Regions from separate parts of the Homo sapiens genome. Here all the other regions are linked to region 1. The links are chromatin contacts, found by Hi-C or POLR2A ChIA-PET in ENCODE. All regions are on one chromosome and are shown on one strand. Each heading gives the region's core, a stretch centred on a gene start or an enhancer-like site at or near the end of the contact. The rest is flanking DNA. Distances are from core to core; before and after follow the strand shown.

What was found. A loop is a pair of places that touch in the nucleus more often than their neighbours do. ChIA-PET counts read pairs that join two places held with the same protein, here RNA polymerase II (POLR2A). Pooled maps may share reads with other maps.
Region 2: a pooled map shows a loop between it and region 1 (5-fold over the local background). The contact joins the enhancer-like site here to the promoter of MTOR in region 1. A Hi-C loop is called at or near these places in 1 of 37 single-sample maps with no recorded cell type and 7 of 50 pooled maps. POLR2A ChIA-PET finds 5 or more read pairs at or near these places in 1 of 52 experiments (activated CD8-positive, alpha-beta memory T cell).
Region 3: a pooled map shows a loop between it and region 1 (2.7-fold over the local background). The contact joins the enhancer-like site here to the promoter of MTOR in region 1. A Hi-C loop is called at or near these places in 1 of 50 pooled maps. POLR2A ChIA-PET finds 5 or more read pairs at or near these places in 4 of 52 experiments (BJ, GM10248, HCT116 and 1 more).

The regions. Positions count from the first base shown.
Region 1 is chr1:11,261,074-11,264,147 of GRCh38, forward strand. It overlaps MTOR (mechanistic target of rapamycin kinase), which reads right to left and starts at 1,478. Exons shown (of 58, transcript NM_004958.4): 1 at 1,372-1,478. RefSeq lists a silencer at 1,196-1,245 and an enhancer at 1,666-1,825.
Region 2 is chr1:10,509,414-10,512,487 of GRCh38, forward strand. The region is part of intron 2 of PEX14 (peroxisomal biogenesis factor 14); the gene reads left to right. Among named protein-coding and RNA genes, the nearest start is that of PEX14, 36 kb to the left of the region's middle. Within about 2 kb of position 1,563, at least 19 of the 41 ENCODE cell types and tissues checked have a DNase peak (open chromatin) inside an H3K27ac peak, as active enhancers do.
Region 3 is chr1:11,783,798-11,786,871 of GRCh38, forward strand. C1orf167 (chromosome 1 open reading frame 167) reads left to right here. Exons shown (of 21, transcript NM_001010881.2): 15 at 377-796; 16 at 1,351-1,492. It overlaps MTHFR (methylenetetrahydrofolate reductase), which reads right to left. Exons shown (of 12, transcript NM_005957.5): 12 at 1,926-3,074. Among named protein-coding and RNA genes, the nearest start is that of C1orf167-AS1, 5.7 kb to the left of the region's middle. Within about 2 kb of position 1,519, at least 22 of the 41 ENCODE cell types and tissues checked have a DNase peak (open chromatin) inside an H3K27ac peak, as active enhancers do.

The sequences.
Region 1 (3,074 bases), core at 228-2,727:
GAGCCACCATGCCCGGCCTGGACTAGTCACATTTCAAGTGCTCCACAGCCACATGTGGCTGGTGGTTCTTGTACTGAACAACGCAGTTCTACAGGGGACTAGCTCTTCAAATGTAAGCTAAAAGAAAGTAATTAGTTCCTGGCCGGGTTTGGGAGGCCGAGGCGGGCGGATCACGAGGTCAGGAAATCGAGACCATCCTGGCCAACACGGTGAAATCCCGCCTCTACTAAAAATACAAAAAAAAAAAAAAATTAGCCGTATGGTGGCGGGCGCCTGTAGTCCCAGCTACTCGGGAGGCTGAGGCAGGAGAATGGCGGGAACCCGGGAGGCGGAGCTTGCAGTGAGCAGAGATCGAGCCACTGCACTCCAGCCTGGGCGACAGAGCGAAACTCCGTCTCAAAACAAAACAAAAAACACCAATTAGTTCCTGAGCTCATTCCCTCATTCCTCAATTATGCCCACACTGCCATGGGTGTAACATACACCTATCCCAAGTATGTTCAGCTTATGCTACAAAACCAATTTCTCAAAATTCTTATTTTTGAAAGAATTTGTAAGGCACAGAGGAAAAACCTGGGAATAATTGGTTTTGTAAAGCTTTCAAATACTCCACTGCCAAGAAGAAGACTGCAGAAAGAAATGTCATCCTTTAGGGGAGAAGAAACTTAAGAATCCCTGCTAAGAAAACTACTCCAGTTTGTGTGTATGTGTGTGCGTCCGAAAGGGGGGAAGGTGGCTGGCAAGGGATTTCTATTCTCAGGAAAGAACCAGTGTATCTTTATATGATCTGAGGCCCACAGGCCATCTGCTCCAGACTGAATTCAATTAAACTTAGGATATCTGAAGTCAAATATCCTAATGGTGTTGATAGGGCTTAAGGAAGTTAAGATTGGATGGGGGAAACAGGGATGGGGCTGGGGGAGAGGGAGAGAAGATGTACCCCAACGATGTAACCAAGCTCAGTTTCGGGGACTGGATCTCTGAGAGGTGTCCACAGTGGAGGACAAGGGGCTGACACGGACGCTAGTGTTCCCTGGGGCAGAGATACACAATTTTTATACGTGGCTCAAAAGAAAGGGTGGCTGTGACAGGCAAAAGACCCAAAGGGCAATACCAGAGCTGATGGGCCGGCCTTCGGGCGGACGTACCGCGGGCCGAAGGGTCCAGGGGTCTCTTGGGGGTCCCGGGGAGGTGGGCGTTGCCTCGAGGGGTGGGAGTCAAGGCCTCAGACGGTGCCCAGGTCGTGGGGCCGGCAATGTGGGGACCCCACGTCCCAGACGGGCGGCTTCCCCTGGCCCCCCCACGGGCAGGCTGGCCGTGGGTCTGGACATTACGCCGCCCTAGAGGGGTCGTGCCAGGCCCTAGACTCACCGCGCGGCTTCGGCCAAGGCCTCAGCTGCCGCCGCCAGCACCGGTACCGCCGCTTCAGGCCCCCTGCCCCACCGCCCGCCTTCCCCGCTGTCCTCTAAGCCGGGAGCGAGGGAAGGAGGGTTCCCAGCCCTGAGGACCAATCGACAGGTATAGGGAGAAGATGGACTGAAAAACAGGCCAATAGTAATGAAGAAGAGAAGCTTCAGGACCCGGCTTCTCCAGGGGGCGGGGACTGTTCAAATAGACAAACCACGCGGCCAGTGGCAGGTGAAAACAGGCTTGGGTCCACTCGGGAGAACCAATCGGTCGTGAGTTCACCTCAGTCACTTCCACTCACACATCCGGTACGGCGCTGCTAGGATTCCCTTCTGCATCCGGGCTGTGAACTCAAGGAGTCCGGTGTCTGGGTATCTCCGGATCGCAGCGAGAGCGGCTAGCAGAGGTTCGCGACCCCTCCCGGTGTAATTCTGAGAGGAGAATGTGAGCGATGCCGGTGCCCAGGAATTACTGCATCAAAAGACGTTTCGGGCTAGCGCTCTTTATGGATCCTGTGATATCTCTTTTGTTACAATTAATAAGCATTTGAAAATGTTTTTAATTAGATTCTCTAACTTTCCCAAAATTATCCAACTCAGGATCACTCCAGAGAAACCATAGCCAAGTTTTAACCAAAAGAGCTAGTCATAAATAAAAATTTTCAAAGCAACATTATTTTTTAAAAATCCTTTCAAAAAATCAATAGCTGGCCCGGCGCGGTGGCTCACGCCCATAATTCCAGCACTTTGGGAGACCGAGGCAGGCGGATCACCGTAGGTCAGGAGTCGAGACCAGCCTGGTCAACATGGTGAAATTCCCCCACCCGCACCCCCCGTCTCTACTGAAAATACAAAAATTAGCTGGGCATGGTGGCTCACGCCTGTAATCCCAGATACTCGGGAGGCTGAGGCACGAGTATCGCCTGAACCCGGGAGGTGAAGGTTGCATGCACCGAGATCGTGCCACTGCACTCTAGCCTGGGCAACAGAGCAAGCTCCGTCTCAATACATACATACACACACACACACACACACACACACACACACACACACACAACCAAAGAAAATAAATAACTGCTGGTCACGGTGGCCCACGCACTTTGGGAGGCCAAAGCAGGAGGATCGCTTGAGGCCAGGAGTTCCAGACCAGCCTGGGCAACATAGCGAGACGATGTCTCTACAGATTAAAAAAAAAAAAATCAACAGCAAAAGTGGATTTGACTACATTTTTTTTTAATCACAGTGCTATTTGTCATAGTAAACACTGAAAATTCCTAAATATTTCAAAGTAGGAGTCCAATAAAATATGATGCATTCGTTTGGGCGCGGTGGCTCACACCTGTAATCCCAGCACTTTGGGAGGCCGAGGCGGGCGGATCATGAGGTCAGGAGTTTGAGACCAGCTTGACCAACATAGTGAAACCCCGTCTTTACTAAAAATACAAAAAAAAAAAAAAAAAGGTAGGCGTGGTGGCAGGTGCCTGTAATGCCAGCTACTCAGGAGGCTGAGATAGGAAAATCCCTTGAAGCCAGCAGGCGGAGGTTGCAGTGAGCCGAGATCGCGCCACTGCGCTCCAGCTGGGGTGACAGTGCGAGACTCCATCTCAAAAAAAAAAAAAAAAAAAAAAAAAGATGCATTCATAATAAGAAAAATACATAGCCATTAAT
Region 2 (3,074 bases), core at 313-2,812, 750 kb before region 1:
TCTATTGGATTTTTGAAGAATTCAGCCTGGTCCCCAGAGCCCCATTTGTAAGGCATTTTATTTCTTTATAATATCTAGAAATAACTTCAGTTCCAGTGAAATCCAGATCTGTGGTCCCATCCCACTCCCCAGCCCTGGTTCTCTCCCCTTCCTCTCTGCTTGTCTTCTGTGACCTCAGCGGGCTCCATCAGGTGGGGGTATCCCCTACTGACCAGACTGGCAGAGCTAATGCCGGCTGGAGGAACGCTGCCGTGTTTGTTTTTGCAGTTCCTGGATTTGGTTTAATGTACAATTGATTTTTTAAATGTATTTAATCATTTTTTTCTTACCTCTTAAGGATTAACCTGCACAAACCTCATTTTATCCTAAGTGTGGCTTTGGGAGGAAGGGAGGAGAAAATTGAGTTTCTCCAGCTTATTTTATTCTTTTACGCTTTATTTTCCAAATGGCTTTTCCTGCCGAAGCAGCTTTGTATAATACAATGTATTTTCGTGGCCATTACTTACTCATTACTAACTGGTCTCTCCTGCTTCCCTTTGTCTGTGAACTAAATACAGGGGGCCTCAAGATAATTGGTAGCTCCATCACTGACCCACCAATTATAGATCAGCAGGGAAGGCAGCCCAGGGATGGTTTGTGGTTGGCACAGGCTGCCCACCTAGAAATGTGAGTTATTCTCTACCTGCCACCAAGTTGGGCTTGACTAGATCGATCCTTTCCTAATTTTGGACTTTGGCATCTCTAATTGCATCACACGGCTCCCTGGTTTACAGGTTTCAGCCTCATTTCATCCCTACACGTGCTGCTGGTGTCTTTCTTAGTTCATGCCTCCTTGGCATGTCTACAAAGTATTAATTTGCAGAGGTTTTGTTTGTATTTTCCTTTGAGGTTCCCTGGTGCCTAGAATGGTTAGATGGCAGGCTGCAGATAAATAATTCTGTTGAAACAGCAGGTTTCTGTGCATTTTTGTCTGGTGTGTCCAAGTAAAGGCAAGTCTTTGTGGGCACCATATTAAGCCCCCTTTTTGAGCATTTATCTGATTTGTGTTCCAGCTTATCTACTTTGCTCTGGCATGGAGAAGGAAAAGTCCCATTTCCTGCTAGGCTGCCAGGCACTTATGTAAGACTTTTAGGTGCCAAAGTAGGAAAGGAGTCCCTGTGTTGTATGGCCGTATATATTTTGCATGTGTGTTTCCTGGCTGTTTGGCACCTAGGCACTTTGCTAAGCCCTGTATGGGTTGGGCATATACCGTATTGCTCAGCTCCTGGCAGAAAATAGGCACTCATACATATTTGTGGAATGAGTGAGTGTGTGTGCTCACTTATGTGCGATGGAGATGATGAGCCAAGGAGTTGGATTGCACAGTTGCTGCCTGGCGTCCTGCTAGGAACTTAGGGTGCAACATTCCCACTGGGCCACACATATGCCGATGTTCAGTGGATGACTGCTACGCAAGCAACATAAAGAGGCCATTTTATGAAAGGGAACATCAGAGGAAACATTATAACTGAGACCTTTATAGCCTTTCCATTATTATGGTTTAAATCTTGACAGTCTTTATTTGCAATGACACTGGGACCAGTAAAGACAATGCTCACTCCCACCTCCTCGTTCTCCACATCCTGTTCCGTAGCTGTGGTGCACCGATAGGCATCGTTAAATGTGCAGGCAGCAGAGCTGCTGGTTTGTCTAGAAACAGCCCCTTTTGACTCAGAAGTTGGAACCCAGATGACTCACCATTCTATTTGTTTTATTGCAACTGTCATTTCATAAAATGCCCTGACAGCTTTAAACTGTAAATGCCAAAGTGAGGTTTTTGTCTTTTTTATTTTGTTATCTCCTGTTTTTTCTAATCTTTTATATTTCTATTTTCTCCTTTCTTTTCAGACTTATTTTCTCTTTCATTACTGTCTCTTTCTCTGTCCCTCCCTTCCTTCCTGCCTCCCCCCTTTGATGACTCTAATGGCATGAGTAGTTGAAGTGGTTTTTGCTAACATCATGGTGCGTTCTTTCCAGCTTTAATGCTATCTGATTGAGCGTGTCTCCCCTCAGATTTTTGTGTAGGGTTTAGAAATGGAAATGACCATGCACATCAGAGTTTAAATTTTCCTAGGAAAGTCTGCCATGAACTGTAGGACCTATAACTTCTAGAGATGGAGGGACCCCTGACATCTGTGGACTATGGACTCCTGACTTCTGTGGACTCTAGAATTTATGACTTCTGTGGATTGTGGGGCCTCTGACTTCCATAGACCGTGGGACTGTGACTTCTGTGGACCCAGGGACCTCTGAATTCCATGGACTGTGAGACCTCTGACTTCTGTGGCCTGTGAGATCTCTGACCTCTGTGGCCCGTGGGACCTCTGACTTCTGTGGTCTCTGGGACCTGTGACCTCTTTGACTTCCAAGTCTTCTGTGGACTGCAGGACCTCATCAACACGTGTATTGCCAGAAGAGAGGCTTGATTGTGTTAACCTGTTTCTCTCCAGAGGTGTCACATACTAGAATTTCTGCTCAGTCTTATGGCTTAGGTGGGGTGTTGAGTCTAAATATATATATTTTTTGAGACGGAGTCTTGCTCTGTCACCCAGGCTGGAGTGCAGTGGCATAATCTTGGCTCACTGCACGCTCCGCCTCCCGGGTTTACGCCATTCTCCTGCCTCAGCTTCCCGAATAACTGGGACTACAGGCGCCTGCCCCCACGCTCGGCTAATTTTGGTATTTTTAGTAGAGACAGGGTTTCACCATGTTAGCCAGGATGGTCTCGACCTCCTGACCTCGTGATCTGCCCTCCTCGGCCTCCCAAAGTGCTGAGATTACAGACGTGAGCCACCGTGCCTGGCCCAAGTCTAAATTTTTAAGGACTAGAGCTCTCAGACCAGGACTTTCTGGATCTTTTTTTCTGATACCCAACACTGTGGCACTTGACTAAGTCACCTGATTGATGACATGAGCATTGCTGGGTGTTGAAACACCTGGCCAGGGAAACAGAGACTTCTGTGGATTCATCCAAAGGATGGCAGACAGATTGTGGAATTTTAATGAAGGTGGGGTGGATCCCTGATGTTCGCCTG
Region 3 (3,074 bases), core at 269-2,768, 520 kb after region 1:
AAATGTGACTTTTGACTCTGAGAACGAGACAAGCCCTCCCATGCATCTGTTTTTGTTTTGTTTCATTTTGTTTTTTTGAGATGGAGTTTCACTCTTGTCACCCAGGCTGGAGTGCACTTGCGCGATCTCGGCTTACTGCAACCTCTGCCTCCTGGGTTCAGGCAATTCTTCTGCCTCAGACTCCCAAGTAGCTGGGATTACAGGTGCCCACTACCAGGCCTGGCTAATTTTTGTATTTTTAATAGAGACGGGGTTTCACCACGTTGGTCAGGCTGGTCTCAAACTGACTTCAGGTGATCCACTCACCTTGGCTTCCCAAAGTGCTGGGATTACAAGCATGAGCCACCACACCTGGCCCAATGTGTCTGTTTTGCAGCTACTTCCAGGCCTGGTGTGAGGTTGTAAGAGACACGGGGGTGCTCCGGGCCCAGCATCAAGCCTTTCAGGATGGCCTGAGGAGAAGAGCACTGGGGGCCGTGTTTGCCACATGGCGGGAAGCCCAGGAAGTGGCAGCCGGGGCACAGGAGCAGCGTGTGGCCCAGGCCTCCCTTGCCCGCTGGAGAAGCTGCGGGCAGCAAGGCCAGGAAGATGGGCAGCAGAAGAAGGCCCGGGCCCCACAGGCCTTCCCAGCATGGCCAGTGGCCCCGGGCATGCACCATGAGGCCCAGCAGCAGGCAGGAGAGAGCGCTGGGGCCCAGGCAGCCCAGTGCTGGACTTGGTGCTGGGCTCTGTGGGTGCATGAGTCCTGTCGGGGCCAGGTCAGCCGAGCCCATGCTTCCTGGAAGCCGCGAGCCTGGTGAGTGCTGTGGTCTAAGTGCAGCCCCACTCTGTGCTTCCAGCTCAGGCCTCAAGCCTGTTTTTGGCAGGGGTAGAGCGTAATTCATGGCTGGGTGGCAGGGCAAAGGCTCAAGAGGGTGGTTGGGGGTGACAGGGAGAGGCCGCCCTGGCCATCTAGTCCTGGGCCACATCCTGACACCGCCTCTTGCTGTGTGTCCCCTCCTTGGGGAAGTCTCTAATGGTCATGCCTTGCAGTCACCAGCACAGCCAGCCACTCAGCAAGCGCCATAAACGCGCTCTTGCCAGGGAAGGGGAGGCAAAGTGGCACTGGCAGGACTGTCCCCTCTCTGCCCCTAAACAGGATGCTTGTCCCCGTCTGTGATTTTCTCCTTCCAGGTCGCTCTCCATCCTGTTTACCCAGATTCTCCCTCCAGAAAAGGGAGTGTGGGAGGTGGGTGGGCCCCAGCCTGGGGCTGGGCCCGGAAGGCCCCCTCCCGCAGGGCACTGGGGGGGCTCCCTGCAGAGAGTCCTGGCCTTTATGGCCCTGGCTGCAGACTCCTTCCTCTCCCGCAGGGTCCTAGAGGCCTCGGTGCAGTCGGCGGTGCGCGGCGGTGTCCAGCGAGCCATCCTCACCCAGCTCCGGCCGGCTGAGCTCAGGCGCTTCCTGCGGACAGTGCAGCTCAGGGTGCGGCTGGGACTGCCAGGGGCCGGCAAGGTACGCCCCAAGCCCCAGACTGACCTCACGCTCTGGCCCCGGATGGCCAGCAGGGGGAGCCTGCTGCTGGACGCCCCAGCCCCTTGGAAACAGGTGAAGGGAGCCTAGGCAGGGCGGGAGGTCCAAAAATGACCCTCGGACCACCGGCCTTAGAATCAGCTTGATTCAGCCGGTGGTGGCAGCATGGCTGGATGCCTCCCCAGGGGCCCAGCAACCTCGTATGCACCACCTCTCCCCAGTTCTCAGTCAGCCTCTGACAAGCAACTCTGAATCCATCAGCAAAGATGAACCTGGCACCTCTCGAGTGCCAGGCCACTGCAGGTCCGGCCGCAAAGACCAGCATGTTGGGTCACAGCCTGTTAGGGAGACATTGAAATGCATGCTTTCTCACGGTGCAGTTGAGGATCAGAATAGGTACACGAGGACAGTAGCATTTTTTTGTCAAGTTTTTTTGTTTATTTTTGAGACAGAGTCTGGCTCAATTGCCCAGGCTGAAGCAGAGGAGTGATCTCAGCTCACTGCAACCTCTGCCTCCCGGGTTCAAGTGATTCTCCCGCCTCAGCTTCCTGAGTAGCTGGGACTACAAGTGCACGCCACCACGCCTGGCTAATTTTTGTATTTTTAGTAGAGACGGGGTTTCACCATATTGCCCAAGCTGGTCTCGAACTCCTGAACTCAAGTGATCCTCCCACCTCGACTTCCCAAAGTGCTGGGATTACAGGTGTGAGCCACCGCGCCAGGCCAAGTTTTTTTTTTTCTTATTGGAAAAGTGAAATATGCTTATTACAGAAACCTCAGAAAATATAAAGTAGAAAAATACCAAAATTTCTTTCATAATTCTCTCTACCCAAAGGCATCGGTCAGTCCCTCTCCAGACCAGAAGCAGTTAGTTCTGACACCAACAAGTGGTGATAAGAGGTTGATAGCCTAGCAAGGGGGAAGAAGCCACCACCAAACCAAACACAAAAAATGACACTGCACAGCAGTCTGGGGACATGTCCTTGAAGGACACAGCCCCAAAGATACTGGCAGGTGAGGTAGTGTCCCTAAGATCAACAGGCATCATCATGAATCCTATTTCAGAATGCCACAAAGAATACGTTTTAGAGAAGATTCTAAGAGAAAAAGCTAAGGTGATTTTTTTTTTCAGTCGTTTTTTGTTCTCAGACAGTGTCTCACTCTGTCGCCCAGGCCAGAGTGCAGTGGTGCGATCACAGCTCACTGCAGCCTCAACCTCCAGGGCTCAAACGATCCTCCCACCTCAGCCACCTGAGTAGCTGAGACTACAGGCGTGTGCCACCACACCCGGCTAATTTTTTTTTTTTTTTTTTTGTAGAAATGGGATCTCACTATGTTGCCAGGGCTTGTCTCAAACTCCTGGGCTCAAGCGATCTACCTGCCTTGGCCTCCCAAAGCATTGGGCAGGCCCATTACGCCATGAGCCACCACACCTGCTGGTTTTTGTTTTTTAAATGGAATTGAAAGGAACTAGCCTTGGCTAGTTGCAGAATTCACACATATGGGGCTATGGCAACAGCAGATTCTGGAGTCTCAGGGTCTTTTCTTTCTAGATAAGTTACAG